Linked DNA regions of Homo sapiens: region 1 is linked to region 2. Evidence: read pairs that join two places in POLR2A ChIA-PET (ENCODE). Cell type or tissue: OCI-LY7. All regions are shown on one strand. Links, peaks and the distances in the headings refer to the core of each region. The heading gives the core; the rest is flanking DNA.

Region 1 (15,186 bases), core at 11,187-15,186, 86 kb after region 2:
CATCGTTTTTGATAGGATCCCTTTAAGGCATTGTTTTCCGTTCCTGTTTCACAGGTGAGGAAAATGAGGCAGAGAATGAAACATTTCCATCTGGATGACCAAACCGTCAGCTCCTAAAGGGCCGCAGAGGCTGAGGGCGCTGCTGGCAGCCGGCCCTCTGTGGACATTTGCTGAATAAACAGAAGATATGTGCACCAGTGTTCGCTCCTTTGGGTGATACCATCCCATTTTTATTTTCTGGATTTCCTTCCTGATGGGTCCATTGTTCCTCATTTTCCTCTAGCATTAAATTCCTTTATCTTTTCATTCCCACACAGTCGCTGCCTGTGGTTGAAAATTGAGTCACCTCTCAGGCCCCAGTGACTTTCCTGGAGAAGTCCAGGAAGCAGGCCTGCTGCAAGATCCGGGCAAATTCCTGGAATCCATTCCCCGAGGTCAGCATATGAGCTCAAACCTGGGACTGACCGGGGCAGACATAAGAAGGAACACTTCCCCCACACCCCACGAGGATTTGCACTCGAGTGTTCCAAACCATCCTGGGGCGAACGGGACACAGTGGGGAACAACTGGTCATATCTTTATGCCAGCGTTTGCCAGAGCCTGCGCCCAGAGAACCAGCTCCACAGATCTATGCCAAAAGGCTCTATGCCAATTAAGTTTGTGAAGCATCATATATTATATTCTCTGGGGATTGGCCGGGCTTGGGGGCTCATGCCTGTAATCCCAGCACTTTGAGAAGCTGAGGTCAGGAGTTTGAGACCAGCCTGGCCAACACGGCAAAACCCCGTCTCTACTAAAAGTACAAAAATTAGCCAGACGTGGTGGTGGGCGCCTTTAATCCCAGCTACTCAGGAGGCTGAGACAGGAGAATCGCCTGAACCCGGGAGTGGAGGTTGCAGTGAGCCGAGATGGTGCCACTGCACTCCAGCCTGGGAGACAAGAGCGAGACTCCATCAAAAAAAAAAAAAAAAAAAAAAAAAAAGGAAGGAGAAAGGGAAAGGAGGGAGGAAGGGAGGAAAAAAGGAAAGGAAAAAAAGAAAAAATGAAAAGAAGAAAAGATTTCTTGGTCAAAATGAGACATACAAAACCAAACATTTCTAGAGGACATCTCAGAGTCTGTAACAGATTCTTGGGCATTATAAAGACCTTCCTTGGCCGGGCACGGCGGCACACGCCTATAATCCCAGCACTTTAGGAGGCCGAGATGGGCGGATGACGAGGTCAGGAGATAGAGACCATCCTGGCTAACACGGTGAAACCTCGCCTCTACTAAAAATACAAAAAATTAGCCGGGCGTGGTGGCGGGCGCCTGTAGTCCCAGCTACTTGGAGGCTGAGGCAGGAGAATGGTGTGAACCTCGGAGGCGGAGCTTGCGGTGAGCCGAGATGGTGCCACTGCACTCCAGCCTGGGCGACAAAGTGAGACTCCGTCTCAAAAAATAAATAAATAAATAAAAATAAATAAATAAAGTCCTTCCTCCCTTCCTTCGAGAAGCACAGGTCTGAGACATAACCCCAAGAGATATGTGGGCCTCTACGGACAGCTAGGACTGCATCTAACAAGAATCTAGTAAATGCAGCCTGAACTGCTCTGTGGTATTTTTATTCCAGAAAGCCTCAAGATTCAGGAGGCAGGCTGCCTGCACTTGAATCTTGGCTCTGACCTTTTAAAATGTGCAACCTTATACGAGTTACAGAATTTCTATATGCCTCAGTTTCCTTATCTGTAAAATGCGAAAAGTAACACTACTTACTTAGAAAGTTGTTGTAAGGATTAAATGCGTTGATTTAGGTAGGGATAGGGAACACTGCCTTGCCAATCATGACTGATGACATATAAGGATTAGATATTGCTGTTACCATCATTTCAGTAATTTTGTTAAAAATTAAATACAATAGTGGTTTTCAAAACCAAGTGACCTGGATTCCAATGGAATTTTTTGAAAAAATAGGAAAATCTATTCTAAAATTTATTTGAAATTTCAAGGGACCTCAAATAGCCAAAACAATCTTGAAAAAGAATAAAGCTGGAAGTCTTACACCTCCTAATTTTAAAACTAATTACAAAGCTACAGTAATCAAAACAGTATAGTACTGGCATAAACACTGATATAGCTGAGCACTGTGGCTCACTCCTGTAATCCCAAGTACTATAGGAAGGCTGAGATAGAAGGATTGCTTGAGCCCAGGAGTTTGAAGCTGCAGTGAGCTATGATTGTATCATGTCACTGCACCCCAGCCTGGATGAGACTCTAAAATAAATAAATAAAAAGACAGATATATAGACTAGTGGAACAGAATAGAGAGTCCAGAAATAAACCCATGCCTATATTGTCAAATGATCTTTGATAAGGTTGCTGAGACCATTTAATGGGGAAATTATTCAACAAATGATGCTGGGAAAACAAGATATCCACATGTAAAAGAATGAAGTTGGACCCTCACCTTATGCAATATACCAAAATTGCTCAAAATGGATTAGCAATAAAAACATAAGACCCAAAATAGAAACTTCTAGCATAAAACATAGAAGAAAAACTTCATGACATTGGATTTGACAATATTCCTTGGATATGACACCAAAAGCATAGGCAACAAAAGAAAAAATAGATGGGACAACATGAAACTTAAAACCTTCTGTGCATCAAAGGATGCAATCAAGAGTGAAAGGCAACCTATGGAATGAGAGAAAACATTTGCAAGTCATATATCTGATAAGGGGTTAATATCTAGAATACATAAAGAACTCCTGAAACCCAACAACAAAAATGTACATAACCTGATTAAAAAATGGGCAAAAGAAATGGGCAAAGACATTTCTCCAAAGATGATATGCAAATGGCCAACGAGCATATGAAAAGATGCTCCACATCACTAATCATTAGAAAAATGCAAATCAAAACTACAATGATATATCACTTCATACTCATTAGGATGGCTACTGTTAAAAAAACAAACAAAAAACAAACAAACAAAAAACCAAAAACCAGAAAATAACAAGTGTTGGTGAGGATACAGAGAAATTGGAACACTTGTGCACTGTTGGTGGGAATATAAAATGATGCAGCCTCTTTTAAAAACAGGATGGTGGATCCTCAAATCGATTAAAAATAGAATTACCATATGATTTATCAATCCCACTTCTTGTTATAAGTCCAAAAGAATTTAAAGTAGGATCTCAAAGAGATATTTGCACAACCACATTCATAGCAGTTATAGGCATAATAACCAATAGGTGGAAGCAACTCAAGCGCCCATTAATGGAAGAATGGAAGTATTAGTCCATTTTCATACTGCTACAAAGAACTACCTGAGACTGGGTAATTTATTAAAAAGAGAGGTTTAATTGACTCAGAGTTCTGCATGGCTGGGGAGGCCTCAGGAAACTTACAATCACGACTGAAAGCAAAGGGAAAGCAAGGCACATCTTACATGGCAATAGAAGAGAGAGAGCAAAGGGGGAAGTGGCACACTTTCAAACAACCGGATCTCGTGAGAACTCACTCATTATCATGAGAACAGCAGCGGGAAGTCTGCCCTCAGGGTCCAATCACCTCCCACAAGGCACCTCCCCCAACACATGGAGATTATAATTCAAGATGAGATTCAGGTAGGGACACAGAGCCAAACCATATCAATGGATAAAGAAAATGTGGTATATGCATACACGAAATATTATTCAGCCTTAAAAAGGAAGAAAATCCAGTCACAGGCTATAGTATGAATGAACTTTGAGGACAGCATGCTAAATGAAATCAGCCAGTCACATAAGCGAGTCACACATGAAAAAACAAAACAAAAAACCATTACTGTATGATTCCACTATCTGAAGTATCTAAAGCAGTGACATTCATAGAAACAGAAAGTAGAATGGTGGTTGCCAGGGGCCGGGGAGATGGGGAAATGTTGTTTAATGGGTATTGAGTTTTAGTTTTAAGAAATGAAAACGTTCTGGAGATCTAGGCACGGCAATGTGAATGTACCTACCATAACTGAACTGTACACTTAACAATGGTTAAGACGGTAAATTTTATGTTATGTGTTTCTTACCACGATTAAAAAAAAAAAAAAAAAGCAGGTGCCCTGGGAAAGGGTACAAGATAGGTTTTTCTAAGCTCACAAAACCACCTTTGGATCATAAATCTGAAGGTGGACAGCCTGACAGGGACACTTAAGAGCTGTGGGATCTGTCTGTGAAGATCTCGACTGTGTGGGTGCCCACCCAGGTGCACTACAGCTTGATGTCCTGGGACAGCTGATGCTTCCACCACTGCTTCAATTTAGGCATCATTTTTACCCCTGAACCACCAGAAAGGTGCTCTTCAACCGCTCCCACAAGGAGCTATATCCTATCAGCCTGTGGAAATAAATCATCTCAGAATGTCACATAAAACACTTGTAAAAGGATCCCAGATTTATGTTAAAAACTCCTTTCAGGGAATTCTTATCAGCTAGAGGTTATTAAAAAAACTGGCAATTAAATCTAATCTAGTCAGGGTGTATCTTTTTAAAGACACAATGTCACCTTGAAATTTTAAGTAAAGTCCAAATAGTTTATTTTTAAGATAAGCTGATATTTTAAAGATGTATTTTAAATACATTAGGAGGAACTCTGAGAGTCATGGGAAGTGGCAAAGGCAGAGGAGGTGACAAAATGAGACCTCCCTGGAGACCAGAATTAGCAGGAGACAGTGAAGGCGATAAAAATGTTAGGAGAGAGAAGAGATTTGGCTCTTGATCTTAGCCAGAAGCCCCTCAGTAGACGGAGTGATTTAGACTTTAAAAGAGGCTTTATTTTCTCAGAGATATTAATAAAAAAACTTTTAAAAAGTCTTATTCATTATAAAAACATAGTTTACTTATAGAAAACTTACCATATATTTTATATATAAAAATAGAATTATATATGATAGAAAATATAAAGGAAAAATATTCCTAAATTTTGCCACTATGGATGATCACTATTAACTTTTTTTTTTTTTTTTGAGTTGGAGTTTCACTCTTGTTGCCCAGGCTAGAGTGCAGTGGCGTGATCTCGGCCCACAACAACCTTCGCCTCCTGGGTTCAAGCTATTCTCCTACCTCAGCCTCCCAAGTAGCTGGGATTACAGGTATGCGCCACCCCGCCCGACTAATTTTTTGTATTTTTAGTAAAGATGGAGTTTCTCCATGTCCATGGTGGTCAGGCTGGTCTTGAACTCCTGACCTCAGGTGATCTGCCTGCTTTAGCCTCCCAAAGTGCTGGGATTATGGGCGTGAGCCACTGTGCCCAGCCCCACTATTAATTTTTTATTTTATTTATTGATACACAATAGATGTACATATTTTGGGGAGTACATGTGATAATTTAATACATTAATATAATTTGTAAAGATCAAATCAGCATCACTTGGGATGGCTATCACTTGAAATATTTGTCTATTCTTTATGCTAAAAAATATTCAAATTTTTCTTTTAACTATTTTAAAAATATATAATAGATTACTCTAAACTATAGTCACTCTAATGATCTGGCAAAAACTAGGGCTTAGTTCTTCCACCAAACTGTACTTTTAATTGACCTCTCTTCATCTTCTCCTGACCATTAAATTTTTTAGTGTATTCAGATGTAATAGTTAGCCCAGTGTCCTCCCCAGACTCTTTCTTCTTTTGATAACAGCACCTCTATTCCCCTTTGGGGAATAATTTCTGCATCACACTAAGTCCCAGGGTTTGAGGGATGAAGGTAATTTCCTTTCCCGTCAGAGACAGGCAACTGACCCAGGACTGACCAATCAACAGAGTCCCCGCCCCTGCCAGAGTGATTGGTTCCACGAATAAGCACGTGACACCAGTTCTTCCAAGGAGACTCAACCCAGATTTTGTTGAAACCTCTGGGAAAAAGAAAGCCTTTCTCTGGGGATTGCAGTTGACTGTAATGTAAACCTGAGGGCCTATGGAGAGAGGAACCCACTGTATTAAGAAACAGAGACAATGAGTGAAGGAAAAAAAATGGGTAAACATTGACTGCGTGGTTGGAGCTTTCTTATTCACTTCTTCCTAGAGCCAGATTAGTTCTTAGGTTTTCATAATATGAGCCAATTAATATTCTTTTTAACCTAAGCAGGGTAAGTTGAGTTTTTGTCACCCATCACCCAAAATGACCTCACTGATAAAACAGATTGGGAAAAATATGTATGTTCTCAGGAAGCTTACATGTGGTATATTCTTGATTATAGAGACAGGGTTAACTCCCATATAAAGGAAGTGCCAGGGTCATGAACCCTGAAATTAGGCACACCTTCATATATTTGTTGGATGAATGCATTTCGTTTATCACTCCTCTAATTCTGAATGCAAATGAAAGAATATCATAGAATATCATGGGAGGGGACAGGCCCTGAAACCTGATGCTAACATATATGTGCATGTATTTATCTATATATATATATTTATGCCCCCATAAATTATATTTGTGTATGTATATATACATATATACACATATGTATTTGCATACCCCATGAATATTTTTGTGTATACATAAAATATATATAGTATACATTATATGTACATATTATATATATATACACATATATACACACACACGAATATATATTGATGGGATACAATGTGATGTTTTGACATATATTTACACTGTAGAATGATTAGATTAAGAAAATTGACAAATCCATCACCTCACATACTTATGTTTTTTGTGGTGAAAACATTTAAAATCTACATTTTTAGTAATTTTGAAATATACAATGCATGATTATTTATTATAGTCACCACTCTACAACAGATCACTAAAGTTTATTCTTCAGATCTAACTGAAATTTTGTACCCTTTGATCAATCACTCCCCTTTCCTTCATCCGCTTTCCAGTCTCTGGCAACCACCATTCTACTCTACATCTACGAGTCTGAGGCTACTTTTTGAAAAAGCTGCTTGAGTTTGCCTGGCCTGCTAGTTTGTCTCCCAGCACGGTTTCTCAGAGACAAGTCAAAGGGAGCAGGGAGAGGAGGAGGAGTCAGCTGCAGACTCAACCCCAGGGCAGCTCCAGAGTCCCTGTGCTCCCTTCCTGTCTCAGTCTCATTTCCTCCACTTTCCCAATGGTTGGGGTCTAACAGATCTAAGTTAGCTACCTCTTCGCAGTGGCAAAATTCCAGGTTAACTTAGGGTTTCAATATTCTTTGAGGATTCTGGACTTCCTTAGATATCCAGCGTAAAGCTGATGGACTTCTTCAGGTCCCTTCATACTCATTGTCCCACAAGAAATTTCTCCTTAGCCTTTCACACCAGTTTAAGAAAAACAATGCTCACAAACAGGGAGGCAATCTACCCTGGTGGGGGTCAATGGGACTCACTCCACTTCTGCCTCTTATTTATTTATTTTTGAGATGGAGTCTCGCTCTGTTGCCCAGGCTGGAGTGCAGTAGCACAATCTCAGCTCACTGAAACCTCCACCTCCCGAGTTCAAGCAATTCTTCTGCATCAGCCTCCCGAGTAGCTGGGATTACAGGAGTGCACCACCATGCCTGGCTAATTTTTCTATTTTTAGTAGAGACGGGGTTTCACCATGTTGGTCAGGCTGGTCTTGAACTCCTGACCTCAAGTGATCCACCCTGCTCGGCCTCCCAAAGTGCTGGGATTACAGGCGTGAGCCACCGCGCCCGGCCACTTCTGCCTCTTATTAACCATGTAAATGTGCTAAAATTACTGACTTCTCTTAAGACTCAGCTTCCTTATCTGCAAAATGGGAATGAGAGGACAGATTTCAAAGAGATAATGAGTAAAGTGCTTGGCAAAAGTTCTATTATATGATTACATCTAATATTACTATTATATTATTAGAAGATGCTGGGTTACACTTAGCCTTCTATATTTACTCTGGGTCTCCAAGGAGGTTATGGATCCCCCTGAAGGGATGCAGAGACTCATCACTGAAGTACAATAAACGGTTTATGGGGTTGGGGGCCTGTCACCAATCACAGGACCATCAGGAATTCCTGGCACATATGCTGTCACATTCCTAAGGTATCTATTATGGGAGGAATTGCATCCTCCAAGATTCTTATGTTGAAGTCTTAACCCTTAGTACCTCAAGGTGTGTGTTTGGAAATGGGGTTTTTGCAGAAGTAATTAAGTGAAAATGAGGTCATTCGGGTGGGCCATAGTTCAATATGAATGGCATCCTTATAGCAAGAGGAAATTTGGACACAAACACACACAGAGGGAAGACCGGAAGACCAGAAGACATGGGGAGAAGACAGCCATATGCAAGCTAAGGAGAGAGAGGCCTCAGAAGAAACCAATTCTAGCAATACCTTGATCTCAGATTTCCACAACTGTGAGAAAATAAATGTCTACCGTTTAAGCCACCTCATCTTTGGTACTTTGTTATAGCAGCCCTAGCAAACCAATAAAGTATCAGATCTTCACCGGTATATCCAGTGTCAAGGAGGAGACTCTTGACTCTGGAAGGAGTATATCAGTCCTTTCATTCATCTTCTCTGCTAGAAAGCCCTTCTATGGCTGCCTGACAGATCTCCAGGGAGAGAGAGAAACCTAAGTTAGGCCCCTTGACACTGGGAGAAAGAGGTCATCCCGCTTACTTACATGTATCCTGCTGCACAGTATAATCACATTCTATGAAGCTAATTATAAGACTTGATTAATTTCATACCCTCCTGAGGGATACATTCAGTAATCATACGGCTCTGCCAACCTCTTGGGGAGAACTGATTCATTTAACCATCTCTTTTTCATTTCTATGTCTTCACTGTATAAATGTAAACAGATATTCAGGGAAGAAAATGTGCTTATGCTTTTAAATAATTGTTGTTCACAGAGTTATAGCATTACATGAGATTCCATGACTCTGTCTTATACATCACTCACATTTTTGGGTTACCAGGTCCCTGCTGATAGATGAAAGTACTGGAAAATAAACATAACAGCTCAATACCAGCTATATACTCATCCAGCTAATGGCAAGCACATAAAAAAACTTGGTGAGACACTCATCATAGGAAATCCAATCTCTGTCTTTATTGCAAAGACAGGAGCTCTTTTGTTTTTATTTTTGTTTTTATTTTTTTGTGACAGGGTCTCACTCTGTCACCCAGGCAGGAGTGCAGTGGCATGAACACGGCTCACTGCAGCCGTGACTTCCCAGGCTCAAGTGATCCTCTCACCACAGTCTCCAAGTAGTTGGGACCACAGGCATCCACCACCATGCCTGGCTGTTTTAAAAAAATTTTTGGTAGAGTCAGGGTCTGACTGTGTTGTCCAGGCTGGTCTGGAACTTCTGGTCTCAAGAGATCCTCTCACTTTGTCTCCAGAGTAGATGGGACCACAGGTATGTGCCACCATGCCCAGCTAAGTTTTTAAAAAAAGTTTTTTGGTAGAGATGGTGTCTCACTATGTTGCCTAGGCTGGTCTCAAACTCTTGGCCTCAGGAGATCCTCCCATCTTCGCCTCCTGAGTAAGTGGGACCACAGGTGTGAGCTACCACAGCTGGCTAAGGCATTTTTTGAAAATTTTTTCATAGAGATGGGGTCTCACTGTGTTGCCCAGCCTGGGGTCAAACTCCTGGCCTCGAGTGATCCTCCCACCTTGGCCTCCCAAAGTGTCAGGACTACAGGCATGAGCCACCGCACCCAGCCCAGCCATGAGCCTTGATTACATCTGAACTTAGTCTAATGTACAAGGAAAACTTCCCCATGGCCAGCCCGGGAATGAGGCTCAACTCCATCCCACATTTGCTTTCTTTCAATGATCTCTACTGACCTTTCTATAGATAAACAGTCTCTAGCTCTCCTTTCATCTCCATTTTACCTGTGTCCTCCTTACCTACCTCATGCTCAGCTGCTCTCTTGGGATCACACTATGTTGGTTTCACTCCTATTTTATTTTAGGAAGAACTATTTTTAGAACATCCAATTTCATCAACCTTTCCTGGATATTTCTGGGAACTGGATGTAGAAAAATATAATTGTTAAGGGGTAACACTGGTGGGCAATGGTGGCTTTATGAATGGGACTTTCATCTTGGGTTTGAGCAGCACTAAATCCTGCTTTTCAGGGCAATATTGAAAGCATGTGTTTGGTTTTCAATTTTTGGATTGGAAGGGATATTGAATGCTCTCTCTCTCCAGGTAAAACCATATCAAGATTGTTCTAGTAATCTGCCTAGGGTTTCCAAAGCAGACTGCCACAAGCTTTGACAGTTGTAGCTTCTTTCTGATACTCACTGTTTGTTTCTCAGGCCATTCATTCCGGTAGGAGTTCAACAAACATTTGAGTCCTAGAGCCATATGGAAAGTGTTAGCCTCGGGGGAGGCTGTATTACAAAAAGAATGGATCAGAGACACATTCTGCTCTCAGAGAATTTAAAATCTAGGAGGATAAAGAGGAAAAGACACATACAGGTTCACACAAAACAGCACAGGAGGGGCTAAAAGACATGAGAGTCCTACACGAATTTCAGAGATAGCAGCAGTTCCTCCAGATGCGGGGGTAGAGTAGAGCAATCTAGAAGCCTCCAATAAAAGGTGGTATCTGGCCCGTTAGTAAGCCAGGGAGGCAATGAGGATAGATTATATCTGAACTCTCCTGTTCTTTTTCTTCCCACTTTCTCCTCAGTTCCTGAGCCCACAATCAAGACTCATTCTGTTCTTGCAACCTATGAGTCAGAATCTCCTTGGAGCTTGTCACAGACAACATTTGGCCTCACCCCTGCCCTGAAGCTGGGTGTTCTCTTTCTATAGCAACTGCCCAGGAAGTAAGAGCCTGACCAGAGGAAAACGTCACCATCCTCTTCACACCCCATCCCAATAGGTACACCTCAGTAGATACAGAGGTCTGCAGACCTGCCCTCTTGGCAACAAAGAAAGTGTAGTCATAGAGACCATTGTCCAACACCAGGACCATGACCTAAGGCTGATGAATCAGATGTGGTTTTTCACTTGCAGTAAGTGTTGCTGCCCAAGTCGGCTCTGTCTTGTTCCATTGAGGAGAGAGTTTTGTGCTTTCTTTGCTTGCTTATATGAACTTATATCAAGTAACTCACCAAGGCTGCAGGTTCTCAGACACGAAGAATGAAATGATGACCTTTCACAGGGCTTGCCAATTCTTCTGTGGGCACCTCCCCAGTAGGTTCTCATCTTCCTCAATTTTCATGCCCTCTAGCTTTCTTCCGTGTCTGCAGTTCTAAAACTACCTCCCTTCTTTCCATCCCAGGAACAGTTCCAGCCTTGACTTCCAGTCTCAGGTGGATTGCCACTTCCCATCTGCCCTCCCATTTCTCTTGCATCATTGCCAGTCTATTGCAATCACAATACCCAGCTCAAGAAACATCAGCTTTCCATTGCTGACAAAAAACACTGAATACAGACTTCCTTGTTGCAGCCTCAGGGCCTCTTAACCATTTAGAATAATCCATCCTTAGCTTCTCCAGCTGCTCTACCTTTTAGGCAAAATGAGATTCTCTTAAGTCTCCCAACTCCAACCGATAGCTCTCCTGACTCCATAGCTGGGTTTATTATATTCCCTCCAGCTGCAGTGTTCCTTCTCCCAACCTATTGAAATCTACCTCATCCATGAATCCTGTGGTAGCCACTCTACAACAAAGGAAATGAAGCAACACTTTCTGACCTTTAAGCACCCAGAGCCCCACCGTTGTGTAATCTCTTATGGAATTGATTTCACTCTGTCCTTCACAGCCATTTATTTTACTCTCTCCTCCCCACACTAGAGTGAGGAGAGACTGCACCTTAGTTACCTTTGTATCATATGCATTTCTTAGGGATAGCATCCTGTTAATAATAAACACTCAAGTTCTGACAGTAGAGTTGTTTCATTTTCCCCAAATGCATATGAGTTTAAGGGTTGTAAATGAATTAGGAAATGCCACCTTATCCTAAAAATAGAAGAGTGGTAGATTTATTTTTAAGCCATGAAAAATGTTAACGCATGGACTAGATTTCTTTTCTTTTTTTGAGACAGATTCTTGCTCTGTCACCCAGGCTGGAGTGCAGTGGCATGATCATAGCTCACTGCAGCCTCAACCTCCTGGGCTCAAGGCATCCTCCTGCCTCAGCCTCCCAAGCAGCTGGAACTACAGGTGCATGCCACCACATTCAGCTAATTTTAAAATTTTCTATAGAGACAGGGTCTCTATAGAGACCAGCTCAGGCTGGTCTCAAACTTCTGGTCTCAAGTGATCCTCCTGCCTCAGCCTCCCAAAGTGCTGGGATTGCAGCCATGAGATACCGCACCAAGATTTTTTTCTCAAAGGCCCTGGGATGACAGGAAGTAGCACAAGGTCCAGAGCTAAGACCCCTGAGTTCTGATCCCAGCCAAGCCACTGATTGGGTGATCTTAAGACAATCACTCACTCTAACTAGGACTCATTTTCTGCCTGTAAACTCAAGAAGTGAATCCAAATGAATTCTAAAATTTAGTTCAGCTTCTATTACTTTAGCAGTTGAATTTCAGGATTCAAGAACAATACAAGGAATCAAACAACTATCAAAATAGCAGGCAAATAGGCAGCTATCAGAACAAGATAGAGCCAACCTTGGCAACAGCCCTCTAAGGAAAAGAGTGCTCAAATGAAGGGCATCTACTCCAGCTTCTTCTCCAATGCCCCTCTTATGGGGCCAGAAGTTTCAGACTAGCCTGAGCAACATAGTGATAAACCTATCCACAAGCATCTCATGATTCCTGCCAGGATTAATCCAGAAGGAGCCATGTTCTTTGTCAACCTGGCAGACAAGATACCAGGGGACAGAATCTGTCCTTCTCTACTTTTCCTTCTGCCCTTTCTCGCCCCTTCTTCCTTCCCCCAACTACCAATTACCCTTAACTTGGATTGGTAAGGAATTGAGAAACCATCCCAGATACAAATACTACTCTGGCAGGAACTTGGTTCATGTAAAGCCTCTGCCTGCAAAATCTTGACAATAGCAAACAGAGGGCAAGCAATTCCAGGCTAGTTAAGTAGGAAAAAAACCCAGCTTTTATTTGCTGTAGATAAACCTAAGCTTTTGCACTGTAACCTATATCAGGTACCTGAACCTATGTGCAAACCCTGCACCTTGTCCTCTAGCTAGAAAGGGTGAAGTTAAAAACTCAAGAAAGTACTGTGATCTCTTATTGGAGAGATAATCTTCCCAGGAGTACAAAGCCACTCAAGATTGAGAAACCAAGTGGAATGTAAATAGAAGTTCACTGGGATGTACCAAAGAGAGCACTAACCATTGGGGAAAAAAAGTTAATTTGACTTCTTGTTAATAGGAAGGAGAATCTGGCTCACTATCCTCAAGTATCTATGAGGCATTAAACCTTATTTAGGACATAAAGGGTAACTTTGCATTACAAAGCTACATCTCACAGGGATGTTTAGGTGCTGCTGACTTCCAATGACAATAACCTCATCTTGTTGTTCTGAGTTGGGGAACAAGGTCCACACCATTTTAGAGTACTGAGCTTTCAGTACCCTAAAAATGTTTAATTTGCCCATAGAGACATTTCCATAAAAGCCGTTTTGTTTTATTTTACCTCCCAGATAGGAAGTTTCTCTTAGCAATTAAGAGCAATTCCATGGGTCATTTTTTTGATTGCCAGGCATCGTAATCTAATTATTCCAGATTTTACATTCCGTGCATATTATCTGTTATGATTCTAAGAAAACTTTCATCAGATGAAGATTTTGGAATAGACTCATGCAGGAGCCGCTCCCATTTTCTCTACAGGAGGGGCGCAGGGCAGCCATCTGGCTGTAAGTGGTCCTGGAAGCTGCACTCACATAGCAGCTTACATAAGATCAAACCATGTCAACAGTTCACATCAAAGAGGGGGCAGTGGATGGAGATTATGCCCCCTTTCCCTTTCATCCACATGGCCAGTACCCTGATCTCTGGCAGAGTCACACTTTAAATCACTTCTACTAGGTAAGAGTCTACCGTTGTTTTCTAGTTACCACACAGAAATTTAATAACCTGTGTATTCCTGGTTGAAACTGACCAGGTAGTAATTTTTTTACTTTCTCACATAACTTAGTTTCTCAGTGAAATACTGATATCCTTTCAGTAGAGTATTCTTTCTTGATTTTGAAAAGACAAAGGGAACAACATAAGCCCATGTTTGAGGATGACCTATTTCTGCAGCTTAAAACTCAGGTAAGACTTAAAGGTTACAAGATTCTTTAGAAAAACAGATGCACTAGCTTCAATAGCAATTAGTAATAACATTTAAAAAATGCCTCTCTACCAGAGCTGTCCTGCTTGTCAAATAATCCAAAGAGACATTATATTTCTCATTAGGCAATAGTCCCAAACAGTTTCAAATCTGTCACTTCCTTTTATTTTTCTCTCTCCATTTTCATCATAAATATAAAGGAAAACAAAATGATTACAGCTGTGCAAAGTCTGTTTCCTGATTACCTGATAGCCAAGAAAGGGGCGGGGACAGCATAACGACCACAAGCTTTTCTAGGATGAGTGGATACGGAATAAAATGCAGCTGGCAGCTGTCAGTTGCAAGGGGCTGGGCAGAATTCGGCATCCTCTCATCCCCCTCCCGTCTCCCCCGCCAACTTCCCAGCAGCAAGAGATTAGTCTTTGAGAACAACACTCTCCATCTCATTCTGTCCTTCCCGTACCGATCTCCTAAAAGCTACACCAGGACCCACCTACCTTCTGAGGATGAGAGGAGGCTTTCTAACGGAGGGTGAGAAGGATGCACGACTACAGCTCTTCAGCATCTCTCTTCTGAGCAGTTAACTGGAAATACAGATTCGCCTCCATTTTCTGGTCACATGATCTCTGGCACATCTAAATAAGGATGATCACCTGCCTCCCAGATCTCCCCATGCAGCCGCTGTGGCTAGGGGGCACAGCTGGGGCTGTGCTGAGTTTCATTTGGGAATATACGATACCCTTTCACCCACGTTGTGGAGTCAAAAATGCTCTTTAATTTTTATGTCAGTTGAGGAAAACTGCTGCTACTCCTGCTCCCGAGTGAGACTGGATGTGAATGGGCTCAAAGCACAAGTTGTAAGGAATTTAGTTCTCTTGAAACCTCTTTTTAAAAAAAAATCCTGTAGTTTCACAGCACATACCTATATGACAGCAATGTAATTATTTTCATTGAATGAACAATGGTTAAGATCATAATAAAATGGACTGTGGAAGCATAGCAGG
Region 2 (16,119 bases), core at 6,441-10,440:
GTTTGCAAATGTAGTGGCACTTTCCCCTGCTTTTTGAACAGGTGCCCATATTTTTATTTTGCATCAGGCCACACAGATTATGTCGCCAGCCATGCTCCCAGTTGATGCTGATGCTGCCAATTCACAGACCACACTTTTTTTAAAAAAATTATTTTTTATTGTTGTTGTTGTTGTTATTGTTGTTTGAGATGGAGTCTAGCTTCCTTGCCCAGACTGGAGTGCAGTGGCGCAATCTTAGCTCACTGCAACTTCCGCCTGCTGGGTTCAAGCCATTATCCTGCCTCAGCCTCCAGCGTAGCTGGGACTACAGGCGTGTGCTACCACGCCCAGCTAATTTTTTGTATTTGTAGTAGAGACGGGGTTTCACCATGCTGGCCAGGCTAGTCTCGAACTCCTGACCTCATGATCTGCCTGCCTTGGCCTCCCAAAGTGCTGGGATTACAGGTGTGAACCACCACGCTCAGCTGTTATTATATTTTTTAAATTGTCAAATAATAATTGTACATATTATTATTTTTTGTCTTTTTGGTAATAGCCGTCCTAACTAGAGAGAGATCATACCTTATTATGGTTTTGATTTGCATTTCCCTGATGATTAATGATGTTGAGCATTAAAAAATATATTTGTTGACCATTTGTATATCTTCTTTTGAGAAGTGTCTGTTCAGATCATTCATCCATTTTTTAATTGGATTACTTGGTTGTTTTTCTTTTGTGTTGAGATTTTTAAGTTCCTTATATATTCTGGCTATTAATCCCCTGTCAGACGAGTAGTTTGCAAATTTTTTCTCCCATTCTATAGGTTGCACAGACCACATTTTAAAAAGTGGGAGTCTTGAGCCAGGTTTTAAAGCCAGATGGACCTGGATTCAACTGCAGATTGTACTGCCTGCTAGTTGTTTTTGAAATCTTATATAATATGACGTATGAACACTGTTTTTCGCTCAGAGGAGTGGAGGAGTTAGGGCAGTGTAGCTCCTCCTGGCCCCCCTCAAGCTGTCCACCCACCCTAGTTCCTGGTTGATGGTCCTAGAAAAGCAGCCTCTAGTTCCTATCGAGTGGGGCAGGCTTAGAGAGCAAACAAAGACTAGAGTCTGAGAAGATTAATTGGTGCTTTTTATAGTCCATTCAGTAAAGGAATATGTACAAGAAAGGCAAAGCATTATCTTTCTGGCTTATCAGTAATAATAATTGTCTAGCTTGGTATGTGACATTTTTGCTCACATACTTTAATCTCTTTATCTATCCAATGTGGATGATAATTCCTCCCAGGCAGACATTCAAAAGACACTCTATTCTTTAAATTTTTCTTCCCGTCTGCAGATCTGAGGTGAACGAGGGCTACATCTCTCCCCTACTGTTGGTCGTTTACCTTTTGGTCCCTCTGCCAAGATATAAGCTCTTTGAGAAATGGAATATGTCATATCTCTATCCCAAACCCATCCCTGCATAGCCAACTCCACCACAGAATCAGTATTATTATTATGCCAATGTTTTATATTGGATGAATACAAATTATCTGCTTTAGCCAAGCAAAGGAAAGATTCAGACCGGGTGCAGTGGCTCATGCCTGTAATCCCAGCACTTTGGGAGGCCGAGGTGAGTGGATCACCTGAAGTCAGGAGCTCGAGACCAGCCTGGCCAACATGGTGAGACCCCATCTCTACTAAAAGGACAAGGATTAACCGGGCGTGGTGGTGGATGCCTGTAATCCCAGCTGCTCAGGAGGCTGAGGCAGGAGAAAGGCTTGAACCCAGGAGATAGAGGTTGCAGTGAGCTGAGATATTCCAGCCTGGGCGACAGAGTGGGACTTGGTCTCAAAATAATAATAATAATAATAATAATAATAATAGTAAGAAGAAGAAGAAGAATTTCAAAGTGCCATTGTTAAGATACTGCACATTCCCTCCAGATTCCTGTTATTATCTACTGTTAGTATTCTTCCTTCTCCTCTAGTCTATCCAAATCAAACAAACCCTTCAAGAATTAGCTATATGAATTTTGTGGGACTTCCAGGGGGTCCGTCCGATCCTAGCTCTGCTCTGTTTCCCCATCAGTGTCTTACCAGAATTTACTTATAAATGACTGCAGCATGTTCAGTCTTTCACGTTATTGAGAGTGAGGGAGAACGTCTGCATGTCAGAATCCCCAGCATAAGCCACATCTTTGGTCTGATTGGCTGACCCCCGAATCAATCCTAGTGGCTAAAGTCATGTTAGAGGTTGATTAGTCTAAATTTGAGATTACCTAAACTAATCACTCTGATGAGAAGAAAGTGATTCTGTTGATCCATTTAGGACATCTTCTTGCTGAAAGTGGGTTAATCCCAACCTAACAAACCACGATGGGCAAGGTAGTGGTAGAATAGCGATCGGTAGACAGTCTAGACATTTTCTTGACTTCTTATGACTGCTCTGATAGATCTGTTGTCTCTGTTAATAGACATTTCTTCTTTTAGGACTAGCCGGGCCCTTTGAGATAATAGCTTAGCTCTCATTTTATATAAACATAAGGAAACGAGGCCCCATGGGGAATAAGGAAGGAGCTTGCTCAAGATCACATGTCTTGTTAGTGGCAGAGCTGGGACTAAACAACTTGGTCTAGCCCTTAACCATACACTGTCCTGCCATTGAGGGATGTTGTACTTATATATTTTCTCTCCTTCTAAATACTAAGTTTCCAGGGGCCAAAAACAATGTATTCTGTCTGCACCATGGTATTTTGCTTAGAACAATAATGAAAACTTAGTTTAGGATTATAAACACATTAAGCAGACTCAATAATATTAGTGGAATGAATAAAAACTGTTTATCACCAAAGTGCCAAGCAAAAGTCACACAAGTTAAACTATTATTATTATTATAATCATCATCATTATTATTTGAGATGGAGTTTCACTCTTGTTGCCCAGGCTGGAGTGCAATGGCACGATCTCGGCTCACTGCAACCTCCACCTCCCGGGTTCAAGTGATTCTCCTGCCTCAGCTGGGATTACAGGCGTGCACCACCAAGCATGGCTAATTTTGTATTCTTAGTAGAGATGGGGTTTCTCCATGTTTGTCAGGCTGGTCTCGAACTCCCGACCTCAGGTGATCCGCCTACCTCAGCCTCCCAAAGTGCTGGGATTACAGGCGTGAGTCACCGCGCCTGGCCTAAACAATTATTTTTGAGTAGTTATCACTGTGATGTGACCAGAGAGATAATGTTTTTCCTCTCTTTTAAGTAAAAATGATACAGGAATTTAACCTAAAATTCTCAGACTTATGAATAGTTTCTATATATCAGAAAATCTTTATACCAATCATAGCCTTAGTTAAATGTATATGCATTCTTATATACCTATAGCTCTATATTTCTGATCTCTATATCTATCTATTTACCTATCTATCCATCTCTGGTATTCTTAAGAAAACACCTGTATGTAATGAAGGTGTAATGAAGAAGCCACTGGAGCCACTTGATTTATTAACACTGTTTTTCACTCAGAGTAGTGGAGGAGTTAGGGCAGTGTAGCTCCTCCTGGCTCTCCTCAAGCTGTCCACGTGCCCTAGCTCCTGGTTGATGGTCCTAGAAAAGCAGCCTTTAGCTCCTATCGAGTGGGGCAGGCTTAGAGAGCAAACAAAGGCTAGTGTCTGGGAAGATTAATTTATGCTTTTAATAGTCTATTCAATAATACCACAGATCTGTCACTTTATTTGTCTTTTCATATGCCTTGTGATTTTTTTGTTGAAAGCTGGACATGATATCCTTGGTAAAAGAAACTGCTATAAACAGGCCTTTGGTATGAGGTTTTATGTTTTTCTGGCAAGGACTTTGGCTGTGTTTGCTGTAGCAGTAGGTGTTGAAAGTTAAACTTTCATCTGATGTGCTTGTTTTTGTCTCCCTGTTGTCTTTGAGTTTCTCTAAAGGGCTCTTAAATTGTCACTTTTTTTTTTTTTTTCCTTGAGACAGAATTTTGCTCTGTCTCCCAGGCTGAACTGCAGTGGTGCGATCTCGGCTCACTGCAACCTCCAACTCCCAAGTTCAAGCGATTCTCCTGCCTCAGCCTCCAGAGTAGCTGGGACTACAGGTGTGCACCATCATGCCCAGATAATTTTTTTTTTTTTTGTATTTTAAGTAGAGATGGGGTTTTGCCATGTTGGCCAAGCTGGTCTTGAACCCCTGACCTCAGACAATCTGCCCACCTCAGTCTCCCAAAGTGCTGGCATTACAGGCATGAGCCACCGCACCTGGCCTTAAATATTCTCTAGAGACTTATTAAATAGTTCTTCCCATTGTTTTCCCCTGTTATTAAACACCAGCCCTATTAATGTGGTAGAAAATGTGTGGGGAAAGGAAGTGTTCTACAGTCCTGTAAATAGGTCTCAGACTTGTAGTGAGCCTGTGCCCCTCGGCTGGCACCTTCACCAGTGCCTCTCAGTTTTGTTTTGTTTTTCCCTCTCAGGTGAGATGGGAAGGCTGGAGCCCACTGCAGTTGGGTATTTTCCTTCACCCAGGTCAACCTAGGCTCCAGTTTCTCTTGAGGACAGGCATTGTTATTAAAAAACAGAATGTTCTGGGCAACTTTTTAAATGGCTACTTTCCCCCACCCCATGGGGGAATCACTTGGGAATTTTTCTCTGATCTTACAATGTAGCGGCACTCCTGGAGTTAAAACTCAAGAAAGTGTGGGGTTTGCCCTACAACAGCCCTCTCCCTGAATTTTTAATTCTCTCAGCCTTGTCCACGCTGAGCCTCCAGCCATTCGTTAGTGGCAGTTCAGGTTTTCCAGATAGGATGCTCGTTCCTTTGGAAGTTACTGCTCCTGGGCTTCTGCTCTGGTAAGTTGTGATTCTCTCTATCTGCATGTCAGTCTCTTCAGTTTGGGGGACAGCTGTTTGCTCTATGGCCTCAGTTCTCTGATGGATATAAGAAGAATTGTTAGTTTTCAGCTTGCTGGGTGGACAGAAGAGACAACTTCCAAGCTTCCTACGCACCTGACTGGAAACCAGAAGTCTCCCCCATCATTTAATTTAACTTTTCCAAATTGAAGTTTAGAGATATTCAGTCTCGCCTGGGTGTTGTGGCTCACATTTGTAATCCCAGCACTGTGGGAGGCTGAGGCAGGAGGATCGCTTGAGGCCAGGAGTTCGAGATCAGCCTGGGCAACATAGCAAGACCCCATCTCAAAAAAAAAATGTAAGAAAGAGATATTCAGTCACTCACACAGGAGGCAAAAAGCCAGAACTGGAGACCTTGGCTGATGTGACACCTAAGCTGTTGATCTTTTTCATGAAGGTGAGGCGAACACCTCAGAGACTGGCCTGGAGCCCTTTAGGAAGTTATTGCTGGGTACCATGCCTTTGCTTATCTCCATGGTCATAATGGGACCAGATTCCCGTACTCACTGGAGCAAATACAAGGCCTGTCCCAAATAGAGATGGGGAAGTGTCCCAGAGAGGTGCTTTAGCACTGTGCTTCCCTACCTTTCCCCGAAGCTTGTCCATATGGCCAAACAGGAGGACTCATAAAAGTTGAAAAACTCATTGGCTGAATAATGGTGGGAAAATGAGTATATTTTTGTCCAGAAAACATTCTCAAATGTGTGGGTCCCACACTCAGGGTGACAGTGTGGTATGACCCCAGACTCTGCCATTCATCTTGTACAAAGTTGTGTCTCAGCAGGTGTCATTGACATTGAACACAACAGCAACAGCATTCTCTGGGATTGTACAGCACGAAGCCTGACACCCTATACTTAATGTCAGGGAAACACTGTGCATGAATGAGCTGACAATTTGGGGATGGCAATTGGCCCAGTGTCTCTCCAGAGCCCAGCTTCACCAACCACAGATTATTTTCTGGCATCAGATGCTGTATAAGGGGCCCATATTCCTGGGGGAGCCTTCATGACAGGCTTAATTCTGAGAACTGCATCAGAATCTCCAGGTTTAGGGCAGGGTCCCATGACAGCAGGAGCTCTAGCCTTTTTTTTTCCATTATATAATTATTATTATTATTGAGACAGGGTCTCACTCTGTTGCCCAGGCTGGAGTGCAGTGGCATGATCTTGGCTCACTGCAACCTCTGCCTCCAGGGTTCAGGTGTTCCTTCCACCTCAAACTCCTGAGTAGCTGGGACTACAGGCACACACCATCACAACTGGCTAACTTTTGTATTTTATGTACAGATGAGGTTTCACCATGTTGCCCAGGCCTGAGCTCAAGTGATCCATCTGCCTTAGCCTCCCAAAGTGCCAGGATTACAGGCTTGAGCCACTGCGCCTGACCAGGAGAGAGTTCTAGCCTTTTGAACACTTTCATCTAGAAATTCCAGTATCCCTGGAAGCCTAAGCTGAAATTAGCTTGTTATTTTCTTGGGGCCACACTTACAGGTTTGAGTTTCTTTTGGGAGGCCAAGGGGCAGTTTAAGGACTTGTGGCAGCTGCATCCCCATCTCTCCTCTGAGCACTGGGCTCTGCTCCTTTATTCTGTAGGAGGGATTGGGATGGTGCTGATTATCAGGTGCTCAGGGGCATGGCCATGCTTCACCATGGCAGAGTTTGAACTGTGACAGGAGGTGGTAATTTCCCTCTGCAGGGATTTCTGTTCTATCCACTTACATGGCTTCAGGTAATGTTCATTTGTCACAGGATAATTTACCAAGCTATTTAGTGCTGTTTTCTACTCCCTGCCAAAAAAGATTTCAAAAGGAGGAAAAGGTAATTTTATCCTCGTTTCCAGGAAATTCTGGGCTGCCAATCTTAGAGGCCATGTATTAGTTATCTGTTGCTGCATAACAAATTATTCCAAATCTTAGTGGCTTAAAACAAGAAATACTTATTATCTCACAGTTTCTGTGAGTCAGGCATCAGCTGCTTAGTTGGCTCAGGGTCTCTTGTAAGCCTGGACTCAAGTTTGGCTATGGTTCCAGTCATCACAAGGAATATCTTGAGGAGGATCCATCTGCTTCCAAACTCACTCACATGGCTTTTGGCAAGCCTCAGGTACTCTCTGGCTGTTGTCCTAAATATCAGTTCCTTGCCACATGGGATTCTTTGTTGGGCAGCTCACAATTATGGCAGCTGGCTTCCCTCAGAGCAGTGAGGGAGGAAAAGAGAGAGGGGAAACAAGATTGAAGTCACTGTAGTTTTATAAGCTAATTTTGAGAGTGACATTTCATCACTTTTGCTGTGTTCTGTTGGTTAGAAGTGAGTCACTAGGTCCAACCCACACTCAAAGAAGGGGATTACACAAAGGCATGAATACCAGGAGGTGGAGCTCACTGAGGGTCCTCTTGAAGGTTGCTATTCTGGGTTATTAATTTTTTTTTTTAATGTGTGGTTCCCAGCCCCAAACAAAGTTGCAAGACATCTGTTATAAAGCTCTATCTAGGCCCCTGTGAGGAAGGTGAATTCGGCAGGGTGTTTCTTGGAAGGTATGGGGTCTGGAGATTGAGTTGAAAGACAAGGAGTTGCCCAAGGTTAGCAATGAGGCAAGGACTTGAGGAGCTGTGGAAGGAAAGTCCACAAGCATCAATTTCCTATCAGGAAGTATCCTATGTGGCAGCAGGAACTTTTGATGACGTAAACACGTTTGCTGGGGGCAATGAACATCAAACACCATGGTCTCAGTAACTACATAGAACTTACCAGATACCCTAAAGGTCAAAAAGCCTGCAGAGCCACCTGCCTTTGAATGGACCACAGGGTCTTGGACAATGAACATCCCCATAGCAAACATGTGCCAAAGATCAAACAACATTTTCTAGGCAATTTGTGACAGATTTCACCACTAAAGAGTAAAAGAGCCCACATAGTGACTGATATTGGGAGTCTTCTCATCCTAGTAAATGGGGATATCTTAGTCTTTTTGTGCTGCTAGAAAAAAATTACTACAGTGGATAATTTACAAAGAATAGAAATTTATTTCTCATAGTTTGAGAGGCTGGAAAGTCCAAGATTAAGGTACTGACATTCAGTGACTGGTGAGGGCCTTCTTGTTGTGTCCTCACATGGCACAAGGCAGAAGAGCAAAATAGCCCAGCTAGCTTTCTCCAGCACTTTATTTATTTATTTATTGTTTTTAGAGAGGGTCTCACTCTGTTGCCCAGGCTGGACTGCAGTGGCACGATCACAACTCACTGCAGCCTCAACCTCCCAGGCTCAAGCAATCCTCCCATCTTAGCCTCCTGAGTTGCTGGGACTGCAGGCATGAGCCACTACATCTGGCTAGTTTATAAAATTTATAAAATTTTTTATAGAGACAACATCTCCCTATTTTGTCCAGGCTGGTCTCAAACCCCTGGCCTCAAGCACTTTTCCTGCTTTGACCTCCCAAAATGCTGGGATTACAGGCATGAGCCACCGTGTTTGGCCCCTCCAGCACTTAAAAAAAAAAATTAAAAAGAGACAGGGTCCCTCTGTGTTGCCCAGGCTGGTCTTGGACTCCTGGGCTCAAGTATTCCTCCTGCCTTGGTCTCCCAAAGCGCTGTGCTGGGATTACAGGCATAAGCCATCGCACCCGGCCCCCTTTAGCATTTTTATAAGAGTTTAACCACAGCCATGAGGATGGAGTCCTAATGATTTAATCATCCCTAAAAGACTCACTCTTAATACCATCACACTGGGTCTTAGGTTCTAACACATGAATTCTAGGGGAACACCAACATGCAGACCATAGCAGGAGGTTAGAACCAGATATAATCTAATTTAGAAAAATTAAGCATCACATAGACATCTCTTTTATCATGGTATTATGAAGGTATATTATACTTATATTTATCACTTACTTCATCTTTATCACTCTTTGTAGTAGGTATCGCTTATTCTTTTTACAGAAAGAGGAACTGCAACCCAGAGAAGTGAATATATGTTTAATGAGCTAACACAGAAGAAGAAACCAGGGCTGGAGAACCCCCTGTATTGTGAGGGGTCATTTGGAATCACCTTACCTGGCTTAAACTAGCAAACGAGAAGGAAGGAAATATATTGACTAATATAATAGACAAGTCTGGAGTTAAGACTGCAATCAGGCTGCACCGTTGATTCAGGGGCTCAGTTAAAGCCTTCAGGATGCTGTTTCCCCCCCGTTCATCTCTATTGTATGCTTCCTCATTTTCAGGCTTCTTGTGGTAGCAGGATGCATCCCAGCAAGTTCAGACCTAAAACTTTCCAGATTCAAGTGCCCCTAAAGATGTGGTGGCTCTCACAAAAGTCCCTGCCAAATCGTATTGTGTCTTTCAGGTCACATATCCATCTCTGAGTCTGTCACTGGGAGAATGGGATGCTTTTTTGGACCAGGCCTGACTTACATACCCATCTGGGACAATAGGACTTTCTATGGGGACAACTTCATCTGTACATGGACAGAGACTGAAGAATGGAGGTAATCTCTCCAGGATTGAGTATTGTTGAGTAGAGGTATAGTTGATTTCCACTGGTAGAAATGATAACTCCAAAGATGACATTTTATTGCTCGATTGGATAGTACTCAAATTTTCATCTATTAGGTAATTCATTTGAACATTCCTGATGTTACGTCTCCTGTTTTCTGTTCTTTTGACCAGTCTTAACATCTTATTTAACATAATTAATTAATGAGTTAAACAAATCTTTAACATCTGTTCACTTTGTGTGAAAGTCATGTTTTTAACTTTCTTTTTTCTGAGACAAGGTCTCACTTTGTTGCTCAGGCTACGGTGAAGTGGCATGATCACAGCTCACTGCAACCCTGACCTCCTGCGCCTCAAGCGATCCTCCTGCCTCAGCCTCCCAAGTAGCTAGAATTACAGGGGGCTCCACCATGCCTGGCTAAGTTTTTAACTTTTTGAAAATTGTATTTCAACAATTGAGAGGAAGCTATCTTCCTCTCAGTATCTTCAGGGATATCATAGCTTTAAATTTAGCTAACATTTTAAACAACTTGCCATCCAGGTTAGCCAGACTTCTTGAAAGTGGTTCCTCCAGCCCCCAGCCAAGCTGCCCTGGCAGATGCTATCTGGAATTGAGATGAGCTGTTCCTTCTGATTCCTGCCCAAATTGTAGATTAGTGAGCAAAATAAATGAATGGTACTGTTTTAAGCCACTCAGTTTTGGGGTTATTTGTAACACAACAATAAATGAATGATACAAGGAGACTTTCCTTTACATACATCTTTGTCTGAAATTTTTACAACAAACCCTTGTTACATTTAAAATTTTGCTGTTGTTGTTATTTTTTCTGAGACAGAGTTTTGCTCTTTTGTTGCCTAGGCTGGAGTGCAGTGGTGCAATCATGGCTCACTACAACCCCGACCTCCTGGGCTCAAGCCATCCTCCTGCCTCAGCCTCTCAAGTAGCTGGGACTACAGGTGCGTGCCACCATGCCTAGCTAATTTTTAAATTTTTTTGTAGAGACAAGGTCTCACCATCTTGCCCAGGCTGGTCTTGAACTCCTGAGCTCAAGTGTTCCTCCTGCATCAGCCACCCAAAATGTTGGAATTACAGGTGTGAACCACCGTGCCTGGCCTACAATTTTTGAATACATATTTTGAGGAAAAATTAAAATTAGAAACGTAGCAAGAGTTTCTTTACGTACTTCCTTTACTTATATCCTAAGTGATATTCAATTTCAAAGTCATTCTAGTTGTCAAAAGATATTTCTTCAGCAAATACTGCTATGACAGTTACTCTTGATTTCTTAGATCATTTTTCACTGAAGAGAACAGAAAAGGTAAGGGAGGATGAAAGCTGTACCTGGACTATAAGGAAAGTAAATATTATCGAGGGCTGAATTTATTGTTCATTTTCTTTCCTGCTTGATCAATGCTCCTTTCCTGGTATCATGTTCTCCAAACTTCAGGTGAATGGATCAACCTTTTCCCTATTCTCGGTTTGGAGAAAGTGTTTTCCTGGGTTATATTTTTCATTTATAAGATATCCCCACCTATTGAAGGTGGGGGATTGGGATGAGGCTATTTTTGCTTCAGAACTCATTGGCCATTCCATTGTTCCTCAAGAGTGGCTCCACCATGCAAAGTGAGGGCTGGCTGGTTCTGGAGCTGGTTTTTCTCGGGCCCTACCGTGCCCTCTACACCTCACCTGTGTGCCCCGCTGAGAGCCTGCTTAGGCTTCAAGGCCAACTCAGATGCCCTAACTGGAAATCTCTTGATCTTGCCTGGTATTTAATTCCACTTCTTTTTGAAAACTAATTTTCCTTTGCAGAAACACCACTCCCCTACCTCAGTCACTATGGCTTGGTTGGGGCTGATTCCCTTCTCTCTCTCCAAGGGTAAACATACGACCCAGGCCCAACTAAGCCTGCATAATCCACCCCTTCAGTTACAGTGGTTGGCTCATAGACAGGCAACTAAGCCGGTCCAGTGACATGCAGCCCTGGGTCTTCTGCTGGGATTAATGGGAAGGAGGTGACCCTTTCCAGTAGGCTGAATCCCAGTTTGTGTGATTTCAAAGACAATGAGGTAGTACAGAAATTGTCTCATCAGCTCGGGGAAGTGAGAATTTACTAACCCCCTCCTCAGGGATTGGAGGGGGCACAGAGAAATGATGGTGGGAGTTTGTAGTCTGAGATTGAAACCAGGCTTTGAATAATCTGAGTTGTGCTAGTTGAAGTCATGGAGAAATAGCAGAAAAGCCTCCGTCTGAACATTGAGAAACACCTTGAGAAAACAGAGGAGCTCAAAGAGGAACTTGCAGAAGGCACCAGGGGTATGGTGGGCACAGTTTCCAGGCAGCCTTCAATCATCCCTATCTCCTGATAGTTACACCCTGTGTCCTACTCTCCTTTTGAGTGTGGCTAGATCTAGTGACTGACTTCTTTTAATTTTTTTTTTTTTTTTTGAATTTTTACTTTTTGGAGATAGGGTCTTGCTCTGTCACCCAGGCTGGAGTGCAGTGGGGCAATCATGGCTCACTGCAGCCTTGACCTCCCAGGCTCAAGAGATTCTCCTACCTCAGCCTCCTGAGTAGCTGGGACCACAGGCAAGTGCCATCTCACCTGGCTAATTTTTATATTTTTTGTGGAGACAGGGTCTTGCCATGTTTCCCAGGCTGGTTTCAAGCTCCTGAGCTCAAGCTATCCACTTGCCTCAGCCTCCCAAATTGCTGAGATTAGAAGAATGAGCCACTGTGCCTGTGACTTACTTCTAACCCACAGAATAGAGCAACAGTGAGAGGATGTCAATTCTGTGATAGATTGCAAAATATTGTAAGTTCCTAGCAGTCTTTCTCATTGGTTTCAATAAAAAAAAGCTGCTGTGCTGGAGGGACCCATGAGGCAAAGAACTGAGAGCAGCCTTTAGCTAACAGCCGGCAAGGAATGAGGTGCTTGGTCCAGCAATCACAGAGAAACTGAATCCTGCTGATGATCATGAGGGTGAGCTTGGAAGCAGATTCTGTCCCAGATGAACTTTGATTGTGTCTTGTTAGAAACCCTGGACCAACTCCTTGATTGCACCTGTGAGAGGCCCTGAAGCGGAGGGCCCAGCTAAGGTGTGTCTGGATTTCTGACCCACAGAAACTGAGATCATAAATGTGTGGTTTTAAGCCCGTAAGTTTTGGAATACAGTAGATCTTCATTATTCACAGATTTTGCACTTGCAAATTTGCTTACTCGCTAAAATTTATTTGTATCCCTAAAATCAGTACTCCAGCACTTTCACAGTCATTTACGGCATCTGCAGAGCAGTGAAAAATTTGAATTGCCTGAGATACATGCTCCCTGCTGAAGTCGCACAAGGTAAGGCTCTGTCTTCTTGTTTCAGCTCTCAGCAACAAGTATCCTCTTCACAGTCCATGTAGTTTCCTGTATTTGTGTTTTTGTTTTTTGCATTGTTGCGCTTTTTGTTGATTTTACTGTTTAAAATGGCCCCCAAGCTAGTGGGGGCTATTTGGTATTCCTAATGCAAGGAGGCTGTGATGTGCCTTATGGAGAAAATACCTGTTGCAGAAGCTTCATTCAGGCGTGAGTTATGTTCAGGCTGTTGGCTGTGAATTCAGTGTTATCAAGTGAACAATATACATTAAATACAATATCTTTAAACTGAAAAACACATAGAACAAACTTATGTATTGACCGGTTGCCCGAGGAGCAATGGATCAGTGTTCACTAACTCAGTGTTCTTGTTGACTTTATAGGACATAACTACTGTGAAAAATGAGAGTCAACTGTAATTTGTTAATACAGCAATAGATATTGAATACTGTGGGAAAGCAGGGTAATTCAGCTCACTGGTCTAAGGAGGAAGTTTCACAAGGAAAGCGTGATCCAGTGTTAAGGGCTATAGGTCTCTCACTAGAGGTAAGGCTAGAGAGATCATGGGTAGCAGTTATTGGTGTCTAATGTCTAAGTATCATTGGAATGGTTATATCTTGAGAAGAAATAATTTTGTCTAGTTAAAGAGGGTTATTTTGAATGGATGTGAATGAAACTATCTAGGAAAATCAGGCTCGTGAGGCAATCTGCTTGCTCCGTAAAGCCCACAGCTGTGTGAGGATTGATGTGTCAAAAGGCACCAGCTCTGAATTAAAAGTTCCATGACTGCACAGGATGATGCAACCCAGGGCGGGCTTCTGGCACGCTGCAGCACATGGACACAGCCAGCACAGGGACACTGCACACACAAGAGAAGCTGTAGAAGGGAATGGCTCCTCAGGGATCCACAGTGCCCCAACACAGCTTTTCTGTAATCTATGACTGAAAGTCTTGGCTTCCACGACTGAAGTTGTCTTCATTTTATTTATTTTTAACTTCAGCTTATAAAAGGCCCCTTATGATTTTGATTTTTAATTAGGCTCCCAACTTTATCACTGATCTCCATGCCCTACCCTTACCCAAATGAGTGTGTTAAGTCCTTAAATACACATGGATTTTGGATAATACGTAGTTTTGTGTGTGTATGTTTAACAGTTATGTAAGTGGCACTGTGCTATAAACATCGAGTTTGTTCTTTTTCCGCTCTACCCTATGATTTAAGTGTTGCTTTATGAACATATAGTATGTTGCTTCTCACAGCTGTGGTATACTAAAAGGTGTATTCAGCACGATTTACCCAGCCCTTTCCCTAGTGCTGGACACCTAGCCCACCTCCAGTTTCCACCACCATAGTTAGGTACGAGAGCAGAATGAATGTAGCAGTACGTCTTGTAGTTGAATGTCCTTCCTTTGCCTGCAATTACTTGTCAGCCTTTTCTTCTGTTTCTTCCCTTTCTTGGGTAGAGGACAATATCTACCAGAACTCATTTTTAGATCATGAGAACATGCAACGTCTCACTTCTTGTAGAGCAATTTCTCCTTTGGCTAGTCCAACAACTTTCTCAGAGGTACACATGTGTTTATTAAGTTAAAAAAATAGCACAGTGGTAATTCTCAACTCTGGTTTTGCCTGAAGGTTGTGAAAATGGGGAAAAAACCCCAACTAAAAATAAAATGATATTTAAACATTTTAATTTAAAAATAAATATATGCCATAAAAAGGCAAGGGGAAGAGAGAGGAAAAGACAAAAATCAAGTAACCATGAAACATGGAGATGTTTCCAAAGTAAGAAATCGCTTATCCACAGAGTAAACAACAGTTTGAAAGCTCGGTGTATTGAACTCTGAGATAGGAAAGGCAAAAATGAAGAGAGAATAAAGTTTGGGTGTACAGAAAAACCAAAATGTATACAGTCCTCCAGTACCAAGTGCCAAGCTAGATTGATGTTGAGATAAAACTGCTGCAAAGTGAAGCCAGAGAAAAATTCTTGCTGACTCAAAGAAAGAAAACCATCACATGCAGAATCAATTTTTATTTCTGAATTATACAGTGAGGCTATATAGATATATTGTGTCATTAAAGACTTTTATATTATTAATCTACATTATGGAGAATTTATTTACCAAAACGAAGTCTAACAGACACTTTATTCTGAGCAATCCAATGCATGATAGAAAAACCTTTAGATATATAAAAGATTAATTTGTGCACATCTAAATGTTTCTAAGGGAACAAACTACTGAGGCATTGTGATAAGACGAGAGTTGCAAACATAGTACCATAACTGAATATTTAAAATTACATCTTAACAAAGGCTAGGAGTAGTGACTTCCTCACACACCTCAGAGAATGTCTTAGAGAGTAACCCCATAGAACATTGTATGGCTTCAACAGAAACTTCAGGATTTTCTTCCACACTGAGCTACTGCCCTCAAACAAACTTTCTCACTCCTTGACACTATCTTCTGTGCAAATTTCTGTTCTTTCTCTTAATCAAGGAGCTTTGAGAAACAATGCTTTTGCCCCAATGACCCCTTGGTTCCCTTAACTACAGATCTATAGGAGAAATGCAAAGCAGTTCCCAGAAGTCAGAACCAAAGCAAGAATGTTCAGAGTGCAAGAGCTAGAGAGCTAAATCATGTGAATGTTTACCTCTGTCTACCTATCTGCTTAGGGATTATTTTTCTAGGATTCATCTAGGATTCTATTTACTTGGGGTGAATGTACATGGTAGCTTTTCCCTAGCACATGCAATTAAATTAATTTGTCTTTTAAGATAATAAAATAGCAGATACCTAAATATCAGAGTGGTTATGCAGCCTACAGAACAGCTGAAACAAAATCATTGGGACAAATGCCCATAATTTTCATGTAGGAAGATGAGGCTTCAAACAGCATACCACCTGAGTAGTTTTCCATAGATGAGCTGGACAAGTTAAAAATATATATATAAATGGTGAGATTGTTGCTGTGTCTGTTTGGCTATAACAAGAGCCCTCTATGAACAGCTCTATGCCCTCAGGTTTGCACCACTACACTGAACACTGGATTTTTCATTACTTCCTGTGACAGGGTGACCATGGAATTCATTTTACAAAATGGGATGCTACTGAGTGAAAGTAGCAAATAGGTGAACAAACAGGAATATTGGGTAACTGTATTTACGTCAACACTGTGTTCTGGGAGAGGTGTAATTTGGGCTTTCAAAAGTGGAGGTGGGCTGTGGGAGGGGGTGGGCTGTAGGGTTTTTCTGTCCAACAAGCCAGATGTTATGAAGGAGGAGATCCAACAGAACATACAATTCAACAAGATACTCGCTTGAAAGGATCAAGAGGAGAAAAGAGAAAACGATGGAGGCTTATGGAGGAAAGAGGGCTGAACTGCGTG

The links. Peaks named below come from ENCODE experiments on the same cell type or tissue, not always from the same donor. Only the 100,000 strongest peaks of a DNase experiment are listed, where the experiment ranks them.
Region 1: POLR2A ChIA-PET joins it to region 2 with 5 read pairs; 2 of 35 experiments call an interaction of 5 or more read pairs at or near these places.

Annotation. Positions count from the first base shown.
Region 1 is chr9:76,677,395-76,692,580 of GRCh38, forward strand. The region is part of intron 9 of PRUNE2 (prune homolog 2 with BCH domain); the gene reads right to left. It also overlaps a transcript of LOC105376095 not described here. Among named protein-coding and RNA genes, the nearest start is that of PCA3, 79 kb to the right of the region's middle. RefSeq lists an enhancer at 11,118-11,619. In OCI-LY7, for the core only: no CTCF peak of the experiment used is centred there; no DNase peak of the experiment used is centred there.
Region 2 is chr9:76,596,627-76,612,745 of GRCh38, forward strand. It overlaps LOC105376095 (a long non-coding RNA gene), which reads left to right. Exons shown (of 12, transcript XR_007061586.1): 2 at 9,224-9,365; 3 at 10,232-10,329; 4 at 12,407-12,527; 5 at 12,623-12,716. It overlaps PRUNE2 (prune homolog 2 with BCH domain), which reads right to left. Exons shown (of 19, transcript NM_015225.3): 19 at 14,750-16,119. Among named protein-coding and RNA genes, the nearest start is that of GCNT1, 150 kb to the left of the region's middle. In OCI-LY7, for the core only: no CTCF peak of the experiment used is centred there; a DNase peak (open chromatin) is centred at 8,855; H3K27ac peaks cover 900 bases.